Linked DNA regions of Mus musculus: regions 1 and 3 are each linked to region 2. The links are chromatin contacts, found by Hi-C or POLR2A ChIA-PET in ENCODE. All regions are on one chromosome and are shown on one strand. The core of a region is the stretch at or near the end of the contact, and the rest is flanking DNA. Distances in the headings are between cores, read along the strand shown. Region 1 overlaps Gm51887 (a long non-coding RNA gene). Region 2 holds the start of 4930505A04Rik (RIKEN cDNA 4930505A04 gene). Region 3 has its middle 8.5 kb from the start of Gm8098.

The links. A loop is a pair of places that touch in the nucleus more often than their neighbours do. ChIA-PET counts read pairs that join two places held with the same protein, here RNA polymerase II (POLR2A).
Region 1: a map of heart shows a loop between it and region 2 (1.8-fold over the local background). The contact joins the enhancer-like site here to the promoter of 4930505A04Rik in region 2. A Hi-C loop is called at or near these places in 1 of 37 maps with a recorded cell type or tissue (heart). POLR2A ChIA-PET finds 5 or more read pairs at or near these places in 1 of 5 experiments (embryonic stem cell).
Region 3: a loop to region 2 is called in a map of heart, with 1.8 times the contacts of the local background. The contact joins the enhancer-like site here to the promoter of 4930505A04Rik in region 2. A Hi-C loop is called at or near these places in 8 of 37 maps with a recorded cell type or tissue (heart and left cerebral cortex).

Annotation. Positions count from the first base shown.
Region 1 is chr11:30,228,500-30,232,379 of GRCm38, forward strand. Gm51887 (a long non-coding RNA gene) reads left to right here. Exons shown (of 3, transcript XR_003949652.1): 2 at 2,067-2,658. It also overlaps a transcript of Sptbn1 not described here. Among named protein-coding and RNA genes, the nearest start is that of Gm51887, 8.8 kb to the left of the region's middle. Within about 2 kb of position 1,797, at least 2 of the 3 ENCODE cell types and tissues checked have a DNase peak (open chromatin) inside an H3K27ac peak, as active enhancers do; they include heart, where a contact is called at or near this core.
Region 2 is chr11:30,470,137-30,474,046 of GRCm38, forward strand. 4930505A04Rik (RIKEN cDNA 4930505A04 gene) reads right to left here and starts at 1,693. Exons shown (of 5, transcript NM_001100394.1): 1 at 1,606-1,693. The coding sequence starts at 1,628.
Region 3 is chr11:30,256,756-30,261,103 of GRCm38, forward strand. It overlaps a transcript of Sptbn1 not described here. Among named protein-coding and RNA genes, the nearest start is that of Gm8098, 8.5 kb to the right of the region's middle. Within about 2 kb of position 2,321, at least 2 of the 3 ENCODE cell types and tissues checked have a DNase peak (open chromatin) inside an H3K27ac peak, as active enhancers do; they include heart, where a contact is called at or near this core.

The DNA.
Region 1 (3,880 bases), core at 547-3,046, 240 kb before region 2:
CTGTCACCTGAATTTTTGATCTTAGCCATTCTGACTGGTGTGAGGTGGAATCTCAGGGTTGTTTTGATTTGCATTTCACTGATGATTAAGGATGTTGAACATTTTTTCAGGTGCTTCTCAGTCATTTCGTATTCCTCAGTTGAGAATTCTTTTCTTTTTTCTTTTTTTTTTTTTTTGACTCGTGAGAATAGTTTATTTTTTTATTATTTTTTTTTAGACATAAGCAAGGGTGTCTTTCAGAAAATATGGCTTATTGTAGAAGCATAAGATAAGGTATTTCTGTGTTTTTTTCTTTTTTATGAGTTTTTATTAGATTTTTTAAAAATATTTTTATTACATATTTTCCTCAATTACATTTCCAATGCTATCCTAAAAGTCCGCCATACCCTCCCCCCCTACTTCCCTACCCACCCATTCCCATTTTTTTTATTTAGCTCTGTACCCCGTTTTTTAATGAGGTTATTTGATTTTCTGGAGTCCAGCTTCTTGAGTTCTTTGTATATATTGGATATTAGTCCCCTATCAGATTTAGGATTGGTAAAGATCCTTTTCCAATGTGTTGGTGGCCTTTTTGTCTTATTGACAGTGTCTTTTGCCTTACAGAAACAATTAATTTAGGAAATTCTTAGGCAAATGGATGGATCTGAAGGATATCTTCCTGAGTGAGGTAACTCAATCACAAAAGAACTCACACGATATGTACTTACTTATAAGTTGATATTAGCCCAGAAACTTAGAATACTGAAGATACAATCTGCAAAACACATGAAACGCAAGAAGAAAGAAGACCAAAGTGTGGGTACTTCGTTCCTCCTTAGAATGGGGAACAATATACCCATGGAAGGAGTTATAGAGACCAAGTTTGGAGCTGAGACAGAAGGAAGGACTATCCAGAGACTGCCCTACCCGGGGATCCATCCCATAAACAGCCACTAAACCCAGACACTATTGCATATGTGAGCAAGATTTTGCTGACAGGGCCCTGATACAGCTGTCTCTTGTGAGGCTATGCCAGTGCTTGGCAAATACAGAAATGGATGTTCACAGTCATCTACTGGATGGAGCACAGGGACCCCAATGGAGGAGCTGGAGAAAGTACCCAAGGAGCTGAAGGGGTCTGCAACCCTATAGGAGGAACAACAATATGAACTAACCAGCACCTCCCAGAGCTTGTATCTCTAGTTGCATATGTAGCAGGAGATGGCCTAGTCGGCTATCACTGGGAGGAGAAGCCCTTGGTCTTGCAAAGATTATATGCCCCAGTACAGGAGAATGCCAGGGCCAGGAGGCAGGAGTGTGTGGGTTGGGGAGCGGGGTGGGGGGAGGGTATAGGGGACTTTCAGGATAGAATTTGAAATGTAAATGAACAAAATATCTAATAATAATAATAAAAAGAATGCCTGTTGCCTGCAGAGGCCAGAGAAGGGCATCAGAGCCCCTAGAACTGGAGTTACAGATGGTTGCCAGCCAACTTGCAGGTGCTGGAAATAGAATCCAGTTGCAGCCAGTACTCTAAACTGCTGAGCCATCTCTCCAGCCCCCTTAGTAAACATTTAAAGAGTAAATTGAATGCTTGAGTTTCTCAGCTTCACTAAGTGTTAGAGTGCTTTCTGCACGAAATCTTCTACTATCACAGAGAAAAGCATCTTCATTTTATGAAATTGTAAATTTGTCCAAATGTAAGTTATAAAAAACTTAAAACAGATCAGTCTGGGTGTGGTGGGATCTTAGCATTCACGAAGCAAACCAAGGTAATTCCTGTGATAGGAAGGGGGACGGCTACAGAGGCAGGGCACATTAGCTCCCCTATGCCCTTGAAACACAGAGAACATGGCAGCAATGTCACAGAGGCTTCTCTTGCTATAATGGCAGAGCCAACAAGCCTGAGTTCTGAGTAATTCTAGGACAGCATAACAGCGATGTAGCCAAGCCCTTCCCCATGGTCTCAGTGCACACTGCGCAATGGGGAAACAACAACCTTGAGAGGCAGTTTGCCCTTGGTCTGGCAATTCAGTTTTCTCATTAACATTCAGTCTGATGGGGTAACTGTGTTAATCATTTTCTAGGTGAAAACCCTGCAGATCTGTCACCCATGTATACACAGTCCCACAGTACATTCTCCAAGGTGAATACTTCTCTTCCTCTAAATAGTAGGAAGTCTGTTTCATCTCCTCTCTGCTTCTGTTGCCAGAAACAGGCGCCGTGTCAGGAGCAGCCTTCTCTGTATATGGCAATCCTCCAGAGGAGGGGTTTGCAGGCAAATCTAGACCCTTCTGACCATCTCCAGAGCACAAAGGGATGCACCTGAGCATTGTGGGACACACTCCTTAGGTTCTGTACTGTTCCCTGACAACCCTAACAAACCTTCACCATCAGCTTCCAGAAGTTGGAGGAGATGAGACCTGGGGTCAGAAGACAGAAGTGGGGTAGTAGGAACAGGGTTTCACTAAAGAGGGCGTTAAAGAGTTCTCACTTCCCACCATTCCTCAGAGCCTTCCTCAATGCTTTTCTTTGCCCAGAGTCCCCAGAGTCAAGTTGGGGCCGTAACCCTGGTACTCTATGCCAGCAAGGGACACTCAGCTACCAATTGCCATCAATGTGATCAAACTATCAAGGAGCATCAATAAACCAAGGAACATGAAGGAGAAAGTTGAACAGGTAAGTCTGCTCTGGATAACACCTCAATTCATACAGTGCTGGGAATGGTCAGTTAAGCCAAACACTGCCAAAATTATCTGTACTGTTGCCTAAAGGGGGAGCAAAAAGGGTTCTACAATGGGTAGAGGAGTCCAGCTATTTTGAGATGCTTATCTCAGAATAAATAGTACCCAGGACCAAAGGTACTATCTTAACTACTTCGACATACTAGTTTCTAGAAGGGAGGAGTGGGGAAGAACACCAAGGGAGTTTCTCCACCTCTTGTAGTAAGCTCATGTGGGGAAACAGAACTTCCTGACAGGATGAGGACAGGGTGTGAGTCTGCCTCCTTACCAGGGAAGCAAAGTCCCACTCTCTGTGGCTGCTCAACATGAATCTTTGCAGTGCGTACTCTACAGGCCTCCTGAGAAGTCACCAACGAACCCTTCTGGAAACAGACCATTTTCAAGTCAGCTCTAGCAGGGGATATAGACCAAGACACTTAGCTGCCCATCACCTCACTCTTGCTCTGTATAAAGGCCTAGGATGGTCACTGCATTCTGACAGCACATCTCAAGCACCAGTGGGGTCAGTGGTTTAGAAATTACCTGCACACATCCACCTCTGCACTGAGCAAAACAAGTTTATCTCTAGCAGCCTCAACCTGAACAGTGGGAGTACAACGAATATGGAGCCTATTCTAGAATCCTCCAACCAGTTTTAGAATTCAGGCACTCTGACTTAGATCTCTTTTTCTGCTGCCTGAAACCCGAGTCTTACAGTAAGGTATCTTAATCATAATTGTGTAGCTATTTAAGATAAGCCTTCAGCCAACAAATGTAACTACTTAGTCATTAAAAAAAATGAAAAAAGCCTAAAACTTTCATTTCATTCCCTCACTTTAGTAGATTATAGACTAGAGAAAAACAAAAACAAATCCTAAGAAATGAACAATTATCATAACGAAAGTAGAAAGCATTATAATAGCAAGATGGCAGAAATACCGATTACATTTCAATTACCATTTGTGCCTTCATCTAGGAAACATGTCCTCCACTGGAAAGGACCCAGTCTAACAGCTGCATTGCTTTTTCTACTTTCACAAACACTGGAAAGGTTAGCCAAATCTCTCCACTGGCTGCCAGCCAAGGCTTTATTATTATTATACACTCTTAGCTCCTAGTGAGAAATGTGGGCTCAAGGAAGAGGGAGAGCCAAGCAGCAAGAGGGGGCTCATAATCAG
Region 2 (3,910 bases), core at 443-2,942:
GACTTATTTTTCCACTCTGCCTTTGCTTCAGCTGTACACCCTTAACCCTCACTCCATTCCACATAAAAACATTTTTCAGATTCTTTGTGATCTTATTTCCTTGATTTGTAACAAAAATTGCTGCTTTGCAAAGGATTTAGAAGAACTGATTACTAGAAAAGTGTAAGCAACTTCTAAGATGTTTCTATTATATTCTCAGATCTGTGTATTTACTTAAAAGCTGTAACTTTCTGGTCTGAACTCCTTGGTCTCTGCTTTCTCCATCTGTTTCTCATGGTTGAACACCAACACATCTGTATCAGATCCTTGAAGGAAAGGACTGTAGGTGTTGGTTTACACATTTATGCATTTACTTGGTTCTGTATTTCAAGGTGTGGATGGCTACAGATAAATAAATGCGAAATGCCTGATTCTGTAGAAACATCTTTGTACAATGAAACACCTTATACAGACAAAACACTAATGTGCCTGAGACCCTAGGTTCTATATCAGCAATGCAAACAGTAGCAACAAAACAGAAAGCAGTCAGGCTTGGCTTGGAACCTCTGCCACTTAATATCTAAGGTTCCATTCCTTGATTTATATGAAAGAACAATAGCTATTGTAACTGATGTGAGAAAAAGAGCACTGCTAATGCATTCAGCGGGTCTCTACATGCCAGGTGCTACATGAAGCTCTGAGGATACAGCAGGGAAACAGATGAAAACTCCTGTCTTCACGGGGATTACATTCTAGGGAAGGCAGAGAAGAAATGAAATGGGGCATACACAGTCTATTAGATGGTGCCACATGATAACGACAATTTCCAGCGAGGAAGAGGCATGTAGGTATGTGGGAGGAGAGGCTACGTTTGGGACAGGGTATTTGTGAAGGTGGTAATTGAAAAAAGCAAGGGAGGGATGGGTACAAATTAAGGATATTTGAGGAAGGAACATTCTAGCAGAACCAACTGTAACTGCCAAAACTCTTATCAGAAATGTGTCCATCTTTAGACATAAAGCATGGTCTCCCAAATTATCAGTCAAACACATCTAAAGGTATCAAATAGTAATCTTTGAGGCTTGTTCTTAGGAACTTGTTTCAACCAGTTAGCTGTATGCAGGTGCCAGGGTGATCTAGAGGGCCGTAGCAGGTGTGGTGCGGCAGGCGCAGCCTTGGCTTTACTGTATGTACCCTGTGGAAAACATATTTTTTCCCCTTTTAAAAAGAGGCCATGTTGAAAAGGCTGCAGAGACTAGGGAAGCAAAGCGATGGCTGTATCCATGAGAAGCTGGTACTCGAGACTGAGTGAGGACAAGAGAGGAAGCAATGAACAGTGGAGTATGGATAATTTCAACATTGGAGCCGACAGAATTTGCTGACGAGTTAAATGTGAGGTATGAAGAGTGATTATTTCATGATGGCTTCAAGAAAGCTCAGTAAACGCTGCACTAGGAAAAAAAAAAAAAAAGATACTGTAATCACTCAAACCTTGGAAAGCAGGGGAGGAAACCTATTGGATGTATGTGGCCTGGATCTTATGTGCTGAGCCACTCCCTTAATCTTTTGCAAGAAATAGAAAAGGTTTTCAGAAGGGAAAATAGAAAGCTGAACCCTGGCACTTACTGCTGCTTCTCCTCTCCCTCCATGGCCCCCTCCAGCCTGCCACGTGGCAGCTAGGAGTGTCAAGAGAGAACACTGACCTATTCTTGCTAGAAAGGGGCTCCAGAGCGCTGCCACTGTGACTCCAGCGTTGCTAGGCGACTGAGAGCTCAGGAAGAAAAACACAAGCGACTGGGGACTGTGCGCAAGCGCAGTAAGTGTGCTCTGTTGGGCTTTCGCAGCTGGGTGTGGCTTGCTTCAATCCGGGAGGGAAAGAGTCCCTTGGTTTTTAACTACAGCCTTAGGTTGGACAGTGAGTTTGAAGTTGTAGAGCCCTAAACCTAGTGGGGAATCAGCCCAAAACCTAGTGGGGAGCCAGCCCTGTTGGGTTTGAGGAGTGAGCAAGGAAGGCTTCCAGGTCTCCCCCGCTGCCCGTGGAAACCTGTTTTCCATGAGCACTTCAGAGCTGTGCAAGTCCCGATTCTCATGGGGAAGCTTGGCTATCACTTTTTGACAGAATCTGAAGCTTTAAAATAGAACAAAGGAACGCTGCTCTGCAAATGAGGCTACCTGTAGTTTGTGCATCTGCCCTGTCTGAGCGAGGGTTCAGGAGACTGCAGGTTTAGGCAGACTCCCAGCTTGCATGGCTGCACTTTTCCAAAAGCCCAAGCTCCAGGGAAAAGACCTGGACGATCATCTAGCACCTTGAGCCTGGAAATTTTTACTCCATTTTCCAGTTTCCACTACCAGAGCCAAATGCCCTTGGCACGTGTGATAACTAAACCGTTTTTCTGTATAGGAAAGGAAATGGGGTTAGAGATGTTTCTATTGAACTGAACTCTGCTGTGTATGAGGAATGTGCATAAGCATGGGAAGCCAAAGTCATTTTGTAAATTTATATTCGCGTGGGACAGATGTGGGGTAGTGGAGGCTGGCCTTTTACTCAGGTCCTAAAGTCCTGTTAGGGAGAAGAGATTGTGGATACATTTGACATCCAGCAACCTACATACTTGAGTGTGGACTGTATGTGTCTCTGAATAGGGAGTTATGGGTCACCAAATATGAGGGAAATGGCTTGGAGAACCAGAAAGCTAGGAAGGGAGGGGATGGCATGCATGTTTGCTGAGCCAAGCATTCATTGGACCCACTATCCACAGGGAGAAACGTAGTTGAATCCTAACCATCAAACTGATTATGCACATAGGCCCTGGGAGCAACTGGTGTTTGCCTTGTGGATTCACCTCTTGCTAGCTTGTACATAAGGGAGACATTTAGTATCTCAGAGCCTAAAATTCTTCATTCACAAAATCTGAAAATGCCTAGTGAACTGGCTGGCTTGGTGGTTAACTTTACGTAAGCTAGAGTCATTAGACAGGGAGGAGCCTCAGTTGAAATGCTTCCATGAGATCCAGCTATAAGGCATTTTCTCAATTAGTGATCAATGGAGGAGGGAACAGCCCATTATGGGTGGTGCCATTCCTGGGCTGGTGGTCCTGGGTTCTGTAGGAAAGAAGACTAAATAAGCCTTGTGAAACAAGCCAGTAAGCAGCACCCTTTATGGCCTCTGCATCAGCTCCTACTTCCAGGTTCCTGCCCTGCTTGAGTTCTTATCCTGACTTCCTTTGGTGATAAACAGTGATGTGGACGTGTAAACCAAATAAACTCTTTCCCCACCAACTTGCTTTATGGTTATGGTGTATTGTGTAGCAATAAGACCACAACTGAGAGATCCAGAGTTACTGTCAAGTATAGATATAGATTCACTGTTCTAAGAGCAGTGGCTTACTGCTTTATTTTATGACCTTCATGCCACATGCCAATGAAACTTTTCAGTCATGAAGAATGAGGTTGGGGCTGAAGAGATGGCTCAGAGGTTAAGGGCACTGGTTGCTCTTCCAGAAGTCCTAAGTTCAATTCCCAGCAACCACATGGTGGCTCACGACCATCTGTGAAGGGATCTGATGCCCTGTTCTGGTGTGTCTGAGGACAGCTGCAGTGTACTCATATACCTAAAATAAATAAATAATTCTTTTTAAAAAAATTCTTTAAAAAAATGAAAGAATGAGGTTATGTTGTTTGAAAGAAAAACGGATGCAAGTAAAGAGAATCACTTATTATAAGTCTCCGATAAAAATTATATATATATGTGTATATATGTTTACATACACACACACACACATATATATATATATATATATATATATATATATATATATATATCAAAAGTAGAAATAAAATAGTCTAGAGATCAACAGCGTGGGGATGAGGAAAAAGGAGGGTGGGGAGGCCCAGGGGAGTATGCTCACTATGCAATATAAACCAGAACAAA
Region 3 (4,348 bases), core at 1,071-3,570, 210 kb before region 2:
ACTCTGAACAAAGCCTTGCTAGGAAAAAAAACTCAGGCCACCCTCTGTGTGGATGCAGCTTAGTCCAAATATACAACTCATACTGCCCGCCCAACAAATACTAGAATGTTGCTTGATGTTAGAAGAAATACTCTGCATTTGCTCACAGAAACTGAAGACTCTCCAACTATAAGGAAGGAGCAAACACGGAAAAGAAAGACCATATCAAAAGAAAGACATTGGACCTCTGCTGCTTAGCCCTAGGCAGGTGGACCCTGCCTGTCCTTGTAACAAACACTATTAACTGGGTGTAGTCTAGAAGATAATTCTAGTTTTTAACGTGCTCCATTACTACTACCAAGAAAGAAAAGTTGAACATAATAATACATCTTGTAAAAGTTGAGCATTGATCCCTAATTGTTAATATTTGGGGAAAAAATAAAGTCCTCTTCAAAAACAAAGCCAAATGGCTAACTACATGTTGCAACATTCCATTCTGTGGAAAAAAAAAATATATCTTCTGAGCACATTTGAGACTTTTGCTCAGCTGCCAAACATTCCAGCATGAGGCCAACTATTCATGTGTTACATTAAATGTCTAGTGGAAGTAGAAAATATTGAGGAACAATTCTGAAGCATGATCCATTCAAGTCACAATTTCATGTAATCACATTTGCTTCTGCAAGAGGCAGCCCAGCAATAATATATGCTACCATTAATATGAGCACACACACAAACACTAGTAATTCATCAGAAAAATACATACAAAATAATGACTAATATACATAAAGAACTTTCTTCAAGATAAGATGTAAATCGGCCCGATCTCTTGTTATGCTTCTCCCTTTCAAGGTCCAAGCAAGTTTTTTAGAACTCCTCTGAATGCTAATGTTCAAACTGTCAGGAACAAAATATAAGTGAGAAATTAGCTGATTGTCCAGGAAAGTCAAGAATTCCTTTAGCAATGGATTTTGATCTTAAAACAAGCAAACAAACTGACCACAAAACCTTTAAAAACTTCTCTTCAGAAACAAACCAGAATGGTTAACCTCATACTGGTAGATTTCATGTTCTGGGATCTTTCCTTCCCAAATGACACATAAATGTCTTTGCTCTGGATTAAGGTCTTTTTTTCAGCTCCACCCCAAAGATAAACTGGGAATCTGTGGACAGCTGACAGCATAGAGCTGTCAAGTGCTGTGAGACGGACCAGACCCCTTTCTGAGATGCCACCTGACTGATACCTCTCTCTGGACACCACATGCTTCTCAAAATAGTGGCAGGTGCTCTCATGCACTCAGAACTCCAGCCAAGGCCACATTCCAGCTCCCTGCTCTCATCCAGCCTGGGCCACTGGGACCCTTTGGCAATGCTTGGGCTGGCTGCCACCTCAATGTCAAGACTTAACATTTGTAGCTGCCTAAAGGTCAGGCTGAGGTCTCTACCCAGTCCAGAAGGACAGATACAAAAGCCATCAAGGGTTTCTCTTAATGGGTTTCTGCCATTTGCTAAGAAGGTTCCAGTCAGGTTGGAAGCTTCTGAATCCTGCATCTGTGTGAAAGAAATCTACCCAGTGCTGTCCAATGCCACCACCAGCCCAGTCCCCATAAAACTGGGAGAGGAATTGTCACCGCCATTTAAAACACTTCCTGTTTAAGTCAAGAAGAATAACAACATTTGCCATTTTTCTGGAGGCCCACCACCCCAAACATGACTAACAACAAACCCAAAGTGCCAACAGAAATGGCTAGAAACGACACTCTTTGGTTTTCTGCTAAAAGGGTTTCTGCTTTCTTTCCCTGGAAATTAATTCCAGTTTGTCAGAAAGGGGCCAGCCACAAGACCAAGGCAACAAAGTCCCCTGCCTTCTTCTATCTGATGTCCTAGGGATCACCAAGCTGGCCTAGCTATCAAGTATATCTATTGTTCTTTTCTTACTAAAATGAGATCTACAATTATCTTCCCAAGTCAAGTAATTCAAAGACCCTAAGAAAACCAAGATCTAATCGACACTTTCAACAGTTACAACTAAGTTCAATGCAGTAAAATGTATTACAATAAAATCCAGACTGTATAGCCACATCCATTCTGTTAGCAACACATTATGGGATAGTCGCTTCAATGACTCTCAAATCTGAGGACAGAAAGTAAAATCAGATGTTGTCCAACCCATCTGGAGATGCCTCTCAAGGGAACCAATCAACTCTGGTGGGAATTCCTTTCAAAACAAAACAGAAAGCACACATTACTTAATGGGAACTTCATGTCTGGTAATTTTCCACTGGAGAGAAATATCTATCATGAATACAGTTTGGATTCTGTTTCGTTACCACCTTTCTTTAACTTTAAAAGAATAGAGCACCAGACAGTGTTCATGTATGGGATGTAACCAGCACGGCTGTGCTGCCAGGCTTTTGTAGAGATGGACGACAGCATCATGTGATTACACAGACTGTCAAGCCCCTGTGACCTAGTTTAAGATCTGATGACTGGTCCTTACGGTGATTGGTGAGATGCTGGGGGGGGGGGGAGGGTATTAAACACCAAAATGTTAATGCTCAGTGCCTGCTTCTGGGTTGTGAGATACCTGATCATCTGCATCCTCTTGTGTTCATCTTCATTTTCCAAACTACGTAGAACATTCATCTACTATTTTGATAATAAAATTATTTTTAAAATACCTTTGAGCCAGGCATAGTGATTCAGGCCTCAAATCCCAGCCCTTGGAAGACTGTGACAATTGGATTAGTTCATGTTCTAGGCCAACCTGAGCTATACAGTAAGTCCTAGGACAGCAAGCTACCCAACAAGGCTCTGTCTCCAAAACAAACAAAAACAAAAACAGAAACAAATAAAACCCATACATATATATATAAATATAAATACACACACACACACACACACACACACACACACACACACACACACACACACACACCCTAGGGGTCAACCTAGGTGTCTTCCTTAGGAGCCATCCATCTTTTCTAAAATTGTACTTTAAAATAGCTTTTCCTGCATGTATGTATGTACACCATGTGTCAGCCTGGTACCTTCAGAGGCCAGAAGAGGGAGCTGGGTCCCCTAGAATTAGAGTTATAGAAAGTTGTGAGCTGCCATTTGGGTGCTGGGAACTGAACCTGGGTTCTCTGCTTTTCACGGCTGAGATATCTCTCTAGCCCACACTGTACTTTTTTAAACAAGGTTTAATTGGCCTGGAGCTCACCAATTAGGACAGGCTACATAGCCAGGATGCACCAAGAATCCACCTGTCTCTGCATATCTCAACACTGAAATTACAAGCTTTTACACTGAAATTACAAGCCTAGCAAACATAGAAGTGGATGCTCACAGTCGGCTATTGGATGGATCACATGGCCCCCAATGAAGGAGCTAGAGAAAGTACCAAAGAAGCTAAAGGGATCTGCAACCCTATAGGTGGAACAACATTATGAACTAACCAGTACCCCGGAGCTCTTGACTCTAGCTGCATATGCATCAAAAGATGGCCTAGTCGGCCATCACTGGAAAGAGAGGCCCATTGGACACGCAAACTTTATATGCCCCAGTACAGGGGAACGCCAGGGCCATAAAAGGGGAGTGGGTGGGTAGGGGAGAGGGGGTGGGTGGCTATGGGGGACTTTTGGTATAGCATTGCAAATGTAAATGAGCGAAATACCTAATAAAAAATGGAAAAAAAAAATTAGATATTTTCTTTATTTACATTTCAAATGCTATCCTGAAAGTTCCCCGTTCCCTCCCCCCGCCTTGCTCCCCTACCCACCCACTCCCACTTCTTGGCCCTGGCATTCCCCTGTACTGGGGCATATAAAGTTTGCAAGACCAAGTGGCCTCTCTTTCCAATGATGTCTGACTAGGCCATCTTCTGATACATATGCAGCTAGAGACACGAGCTCTGGGGATACTGGTTAGTTTGTATTGTTGTTTACAAGCTTTTTTTATATGAGTTTGGAGGGACGGCTAAACTTAGGACTTCAGGCTGGTAGCAAGCACTTTTCTAACTAAGGTATCTATCAGCTGTATATTATGTATTTCTGTTACAATGATTTATGCTAATTCATGCTTTTCTGAAAGCATATGTTCTTTACACACAATTGGAGAGACATCTAATATACCATCTACATTAGCAGACATTATAAAAAATTGAGAGTACTTAAAAAGTGGTGAGGAAAAAAAGAATATTTTAATACTATCAATAATCTACAGAAAAGCTTTCATATACTCCAGATTAAAAATACAATCCCAGGCCAAAATAAGCTTGCTTTCATAAAGAATGTAGGTTTTCCTTTCCCTTTAATCAAACAGAAATAAGAAGAAACATGTCTTACCTCAGGACTGTCTACCTGGCAAA